Linked DNA regions of Homo sapiens: region 1 is linked to region 2. A link is a contact called in ENCODE Hi-C data. All regions are on one chromosome and are shown on one strand. Each heading gives the region's core, a stretch centred on a gene start or an enhancer-like site at or near the end of the contact. The rest is flanking DNA. Distances are from core to core; before and after follow the strand shown. Region 1 holds the start of RANGAP1 (Ran GTPase activating protein 1). Region 2 holds the start of SUN2 (Sad1 and UNC84 domain containing 2).

Region 1 (3,284 bases), core at 368-2,867, 2.5 Mb after region 2:
AAAAAAAAAAAATTAACCAGAGTCGGGTGTAATGGTTCACTCCTGCAATCCCAGCATTTCCGGAGGCTGAGGTGGGCGGATCGATTGAGCACAGGAGTTAGAAACCAGCCTGGGCAGTATGCCGAAACCCTGTCTCCACTAAAAATACAAAAACTAGCTGGGTGTGGTGGCAGGTGCCTGCAGTCCCAGCTACCTGGGATGTAAGGTGGGAGGATCACTTGAGCCCCGTAGGTGGAGGCTACAGTGAGCTGAGATCTTGCTGCTGTACTTCTGGAGACCCTGTTTCAAAAAATAAATTAACCAGAAACCAGCCCAGTGCAATAACTCACACCTGTAATTCCAACATTTTGGGAGGCTAGGCGGGAAGATCACTTTAGACCAGGGTTCGAGACAAGCCTGGGCAACAGAATGAGACCCTGTCTCCACAGAAAAATTTAAAAATTAGCCAGGTGTGATGGCATCTGTAGTCCCCATGACTTGGGAGGTTGAGGTGGGAGGATCGCTTGAGCCCAGGAAGCCGACGCTGCAGTTCAGCGGTGATCGTTCCACTACACTCCAGCCTGGGTGACAGAAGGAGACCGTCTCTAAAAAGATAAAAAAATTTAAAGAAAAACCAACAAAAAAATTAACCTGAAACCCCAGCATCTCTTGCAGTTCTGAGATGGGACAATTTGAGGGTAAAAGGTGGTGGTGAAGCCTCCAGATAGAATAGGGACAGAACTTCTCAGCTGAACGGGGGCCCATTCCTCAGTCCAAGAGAGAGCGAGACAGAGATGCACCCCTCCACACTCACTTTATAAACCAAGAAACTGGAGCACAGAAACGTAAATTGATTTGTCCAAGGTCAGCAAAGGATCAGCGCCAGAGCAAAAGCAAAGGGCTAATAGAGAAACATCCTCTCCCCGCTCCGCAGCAACGTCAGAGACTTTCTGAGGTGAGATGCATGCTCCTGCAAAGCGTCAGCAGTGACTCACATCGATTCCAGGGACAGCGGCGCCAGCCCGGGGCCCCCGCGGGCGTGGGCCTGCTGGGAGGTGGCTCTGCGGGAGCGACGCGCGAATACAGGCCGCAAATGATAGGCGGGCGGCGCAGGAGCCCCATCTGGAATCCCCGGCGGACTCGCACCGCCTCCGGTTGACAACAATGCTAATATGAGACGCCACTGCTAGCAGCTGCAGGCTGAGCTGCTCTGGCGAGTCAGACGCCCTTTAAGCCTCAGTTTCCCCATTTGTGAAAGGAGCCAGCGCCGCTCAACAACCCCACTCCCACCGCCACCCCTGGGGCGCTCGGCCGTCGAAGGCTAAGTGAAGAAGGCCGAGGGGGCAGGCAGAAGGCGCACACGGGCGCCACGCCCTCCTCGCCCCGCACCCCTGTTCCAGGCAGGTGACGGGGAAAGGAAAGGGACCCTGACTCTACCGTAAACAGGCGGCGCCGCCGCGTGGGGGGAATCGAGCGCGCGCCTCCGCCCTCTGGGGCGGGGACGGATTTAGGGTCCGGGTCAGGCCGGGGTCGCCACCTCCGGATCCAGCGGTCCAGATGTCCAGCCGGCTAGTCTGTTAGCTCTCTCGAGCTCCCGGCCTCACGCGCTTCCAGCACCACCTGCTCTCCGCACCGCGGCGGATGATGGCGGAGGAGGAGGATTTTGAAAGCCGGCAGTTTCTTTGCTTCGATTTGATTTGTTCGAGGCCCCGGCCGGCTTGCCCTCGCCCCGCTCGCGCGGCCTCTCGGGTAGAGTAGTCCGGTTCCCCATCTGGGAGCGCGATGGGGCGCGCACCGCGAACTACCCGTCCCATGGCGCACCGCGCGCAGAGCGTCCTCCACCGCCCTCCTCTTCGCCCTCCCCTGGTGGCTTCTGGCTCTTTCTCGCAGAGACCGCAGGGAGGTGTTCAGCCGGGAGCGCCCAGAGACTACAATTCCCAGAATGCGTTGCACCCAGGTCCCTCAGCTCTTCCGGAAAGGTTTTGTTCGCGTAACTTTGTTGATAACAGGTACTGCTGGCTGCTGGGTCTCTTGGGCAAGACACAGGTATCCATTTCCCGAAAGAAAAGACTCTTTTCCGTCCCATGAAACTGAAAGGGCATTCGAAGGCTTCCACATAAATATGCACAAATTACCTGATAATTAAAAAGGGGAAATAGTAACTATCGTAGAGAAGCTCCGCAGACACCACTTGAACGGCCACGTTAACATCAACAGCAGGACAAGCTGACATTCATCGCACGCTTTCTGTGTGATGCACTGAGAAAAACACGGCGTCACCGTCCGGTCTATAATGCATGACCTTAGTCTAATCATGAGAAACCCAAGCTGAGGGACATGGTACAGAATAACTGATCTGTACCCTTCCGGAAATGTCTGTATTATGTAAGACAAAGAAAAACTGAGGAACTGTTGCCGATTACAGGAAACGAAAAAGACAACTGAATGCAAGACATGGTCCTGGATCGGATCCTGGGTGGGGATTGCTATAAAGGACAATACTGAAACAGCAAAACTTGACTATATTAGATAATAGTATTGTATCAATGTTAAATTTATTAATTTTGATTATGGTACAGGGTTATGTAAGAGACTGCCCTTGTTCTTGGAAAAAAATGCTGAAATAATTAGGGACAAAAAGGACATGATGTCTGCAACCTTTATGGTTAAAAGAAATATACCTATACATATACATAGAGAAAGCAGAGACACAAATGTGGCAAAATGTTAATCAGTTAATCTGGTTGAAGAATATGGGAGTTCTTTGAACATTTTTGCAACTTTTCTGTAGGTGTGAATTTAAGCATAAAAACACAAACAGCGTTTTTTTTTTGTTTTTTTTTTTTGAGATGGAGTTTCACTCTTGTTGCCCATCTTGGCCTCCCAAAGTGTTGGGATTATAGGCGAGAGAGTGTGAGACCAGCCTGGGCAACATGGTCAAACCCTGTCTCGACAAAAAATACAAAAATTAGTTGGACGTGATGGTGCAAGCCTGTAGTCTCAGCTAAGGGCCTGAGGCAGGAGGATCTGGAGCCTGGGAGCTTGAGGCTGCAGTGAGCCGTGATTGCACCACTGCATTTCAGCCCTGGCGACAGAGCAAGACCTTGTCTCAAAAACTGAAAAAAGAAAAAAAAAAAAAGTTAAACAGATCATGCAGGCTGGGCGCAGTGGCTCACACCTGTAATCCCAGCACTTTGGGAGGCCGAGGCGGGCGGATCACCTGAGGTCAGGAGTTTGAGACCAGCCTGACCAAAATGGAGAAACCCCGTCTCTACTAAAAATATAAAATTAGCTGGGCATGGTGA
Region 2 (3,308 bases), core at 807-3,306:
TAGCCTCACACATGCGCAAAACAAGGCTGTATACAAACTTGTTACACAACAAATATTTGTTAGCAAACTAACAAAATAGGGAGGAGGAGGGCAGCATGAATTACAGTCAGTTCCGGTCACCATGTGGGGCAGAAATCAAGGCTCTGGAACTGATAATGAGGACAAAGGAAGCCAAAGTGCAAAGATCTGGCAAGAGGTAGCATTCTGTGACATGAGGAAGATTAATGAACCACTCAGGTCTAGACACCCGAATTCAAAGTCCCCGACTGCCAACATGGGGAGTCTCAACGTTAGTGCCTCTGCTGGCCCGTACAACAAAGTCACTTGGGAATTCCTAGCACTTGCTTGTGACTTTTGATCACTTCTAATATTCCTGGTTGATACTTAAATGACCAGTTCTCTGGGTTGTGTGGTGAGTATAGAAGTCCACTTCCCAACCCAGGCTGCAGAAACCCGAAGGTCTGGTTAGTCCAGCTAGAAAGTCCTCCTCTGAAAAACAAGCAGCCTCATGTCCTGGCCTTGTTGGCATCTTCCCAGGTCAGACGCCCATCTGGCATCCCCTCTACTTTTAGCTGGTGTTGGAAAAGGGACCGATTGGTAGTAGGAAAAGCAGGAAGTTGGCCTGGGTCCTTGTCTCTATTCCTGTCCTTATAAGGTAATCTCCCCTCCCCCCTCCCTGCCCCGCCCGTACGGTCCCTACCTGAAGGCTCCAGCTGCCCACACAGGGACTCCTCTTAGCCTCTGTCCTGCTGAAGGAGGTGACACCTTTGCCCAGGGCAGAAACAAGGCAACATGTTTATACCATACCCAAGCTGCCGCTGGGAAGAACTAAATATTCTGATGGAGGTTGAGCGGGGAGTGCTGAAAACTGTCAGCACCCGCCTCCGCCCTCCCAGAACTCCCAGAGATGCCTCTCAGTCTTTCCTGCGGCATCCTGGCATCACAAAACAGTTTACCATTGAGTCTGGGTTTCACAAGATGAAAAAGGTCGAGGCCCCATTCTCCAAAACAAGAAGTGAGCCTCTGGGAGCTGAAATCTACTACTGCGAATCATAATAGACACCACCCCCGCCCCACCTCCTCCCTAACAATCAGTTAGGAAACGCTCATCGGAAAGCATCCTTCCCCACTTCTCAGCTGGGCGACTTCCTTTCTCAATTCCGCCCTTCCCCATCACAAACATCTCCATCCATCTTCAGACTTAAACCAGATCTGGGGCATCTTCCTCGTGACATTTCCACTCCCTGGGCACAGCCAGGCCACACGCCCTTGTGGGACCTGCCAAACGCCCGGTGCTAACTCCCTCTGCCCTCATTCCCACAGGCCAAACCTGCAGAAATTGTCACCAAAGGCGCGCCTCCTGGCTCTCTAAGTCACACCGCGCCCCCCATTGCTTTGTTTTGTTTTGTTTTAGAACTGAACAAAACGGGCCTTCCTCTGAGGCCCTGAGTTCTGACAGGCAGAGGCTGGGAACTGCCTGTCCCTGGAAACGGCCTGTCTGGCACAAAACCCGTAGGCGCTGCCCGGGGCCGGGTTGGGGCAGTCGGCCTTTGCCCTCCTCCTCCCGGGAGGCTGCCCGGGAAGTCCCGCCCGCAGACACCGCCCTCCCGGCTGACCAGTGGCGCGGCAGGCGGGGCGGGGGCCAGGAGGTGAGTCAGGGCGCGGGCCGCGGACCCGGGTGGAGGCTGGATCCGGCCCAGCACGTCCCGGAGAGGAGGAAGCAGGCCTGGCGGCGCGGCCCCGCCCGAGTGGCCCGACGGTGACCCGGGGTCAGGCCGGGCCGCGGCCCCCCAACCCTCTCCTGAGCTCGCCCGCACTCACCTGCTGCCGCGGCGGCTTCTAGCCCGGCCGGGGGCGTCCGAGGCCAGGCCGCCGCCGGGGCGCGCCCCCTTTCCGCGTGGGGATCCCGCGGGCGGCGCTCCGCTCAGGGCGACACAGCGGCCGGGCCCGGGGCGCGCGGGCACGCGAAGAGCGGCGACGCGGGACAAGGCGGGCGGGCGGACAATGCGGCCGGCGGAGGCCCGCGCTGCGCGAGTGGGGCCGGGCGGCGCGCGTGTGGCCGACTCTGTATGTGTGCGCCTGTCAGTCAACGCTGACAGGCCGCAGCCCATTGGTCAGGCCCCGCCGGCCGTCACCGCCCACCGCCGCCACCCATTGGCCGGTTTGAACACAAAGCCCCGGCTCGCCCCGCCCTCGCGTGGGCCCCGCTGCCCTGCGCGCTCAGCCTAGGAGTCCGCGCGTGGGAGGCGCTGGGCGGGCGGGGACCCCGGGCTGCGGGAGGACGCGACGGGAGCCTGTGCTGGGGCTCGGGCTCAGCAGGGCACTGGACTCCCGATCTGGCGGCTCAGAACACCTGAGACAGCTCTGAGCGCTCCCACGCGCGCCTGCAGCCTGGTTCACCAGGCCGGCGTCCGAGGGGAGGGTGGGAGCCCTGGGAGCGGCAGCGCGCGGGTGGCCCTTGGTGCACTCTCGGTGAGGCTGTCGAGGGCTTGCTCAACACCCGGCACCAGTGCCGTTGTCCTCTTAGCCGGCCATTTCTACACCCATTTTTCAGACAAGGAAACAGGTTGCTAATTTGGGGATTCCAGACATGCTGGGAGGCCCTGCCTCTTCCCAAGCTTTACCCAGAGCACCCAAGTTTCACGACAGCTCTTCTATTTTTTGTTTGTTTTAAACAGATTTTCTATTTTATTTAAATAGAGACGAGATCTCACTATGTTTGCCTAGGCTGGTCACGAACTCCTGAGCTCCAGTGATTCTCCCGCCTCGGCTTCCCAAAGTACTAGGATTACAGGTATGAGCCACCGCGCCCGGCCAGCTCTTCTGTTTTAAGGACGGTGCTTGCTGCACTTGAGCTGTGGGAAGGCAGGGCTGGCCACTCATTCTTCTACCTTACTCAGACTTGGAACGAGTGCTCAGCGTTTGAGTAAAATGCTGCCTGACTCCGGGGGTCCTGTTCCTTGGCTCCCCATCCGCCAACTGTACAGATAGAGCAGGTGCACAGCTTGGGATGAATCTCTTTCTGTGCCAGCCCTTCTAAGGGCAGATGAACAGTCGTTATTTTACTTTTAAAGTACCAAGAGGAAACGAGACAAGAATGACAAAATCACCGAGGCAGGAACAGGAAGGCTGTGGGGTCGGAGGATTGAGGAAAGGCAAAACCCTCATGCTAAAGCGGCTTCAGCCCAACTCCAGACAAGAACAGTCCCCTTTCCTGGGCCTCCATTGCCTGCTCTGGAAAGAGAAGAGTCTCCTGCTCTTCCACCCTCCTGGAGACCACGGTGCTGGCCATTATCACTCCTAGGTTT

The links. Hi-C counts contacts between places; a loop is a spot of excess contacts on that map. Pooled maps may share reads with other maps.
Region 1: a map of naive thymus-derived CD4-positive, alpha-beta T cell shows a loop between it and region 2 (7-fold over the local background). The contact joins the promoter of RANGAP1 here to the promoter of SUN2 in region 2. A Hi-C loop is called at or near these places in 2 of 168 maps with a recorded cell type or tissue (naive thymus-derived CD4-positive, alpha-beta T cell and transverse colon) and 5 of 50 pooled maps.

The regions. Positions count from the first base shown.
Region 1 is chr22:41,284,570-41,287,853 of GRCh38, forward strand. RANGAP1 (Ran GTPase activating protein 1) reads right to left here and starts at 1,618. Exons shown (of 16, transcript NM_002883.4): 1 at 1,417-1,618. RefSeq lists enhancers at 1,321-1,390, 1,821-2,040, 2,071-2,140, 2,461-2,510.
Region 2 is chr22:38,753,942-38,757,249 of GRCh38, forward strand. SUN2 (Sad1 and UNC84 domain containing 2) reads right to left here and starts at 2,057. Exons shown (of 18, transcript NM_015374.3): 1 at 1,822-2,057. RefSeq lists enhancers at 871-940, 3,199-3,308 and silencers at 1,431-1,780, 1,891-2,440.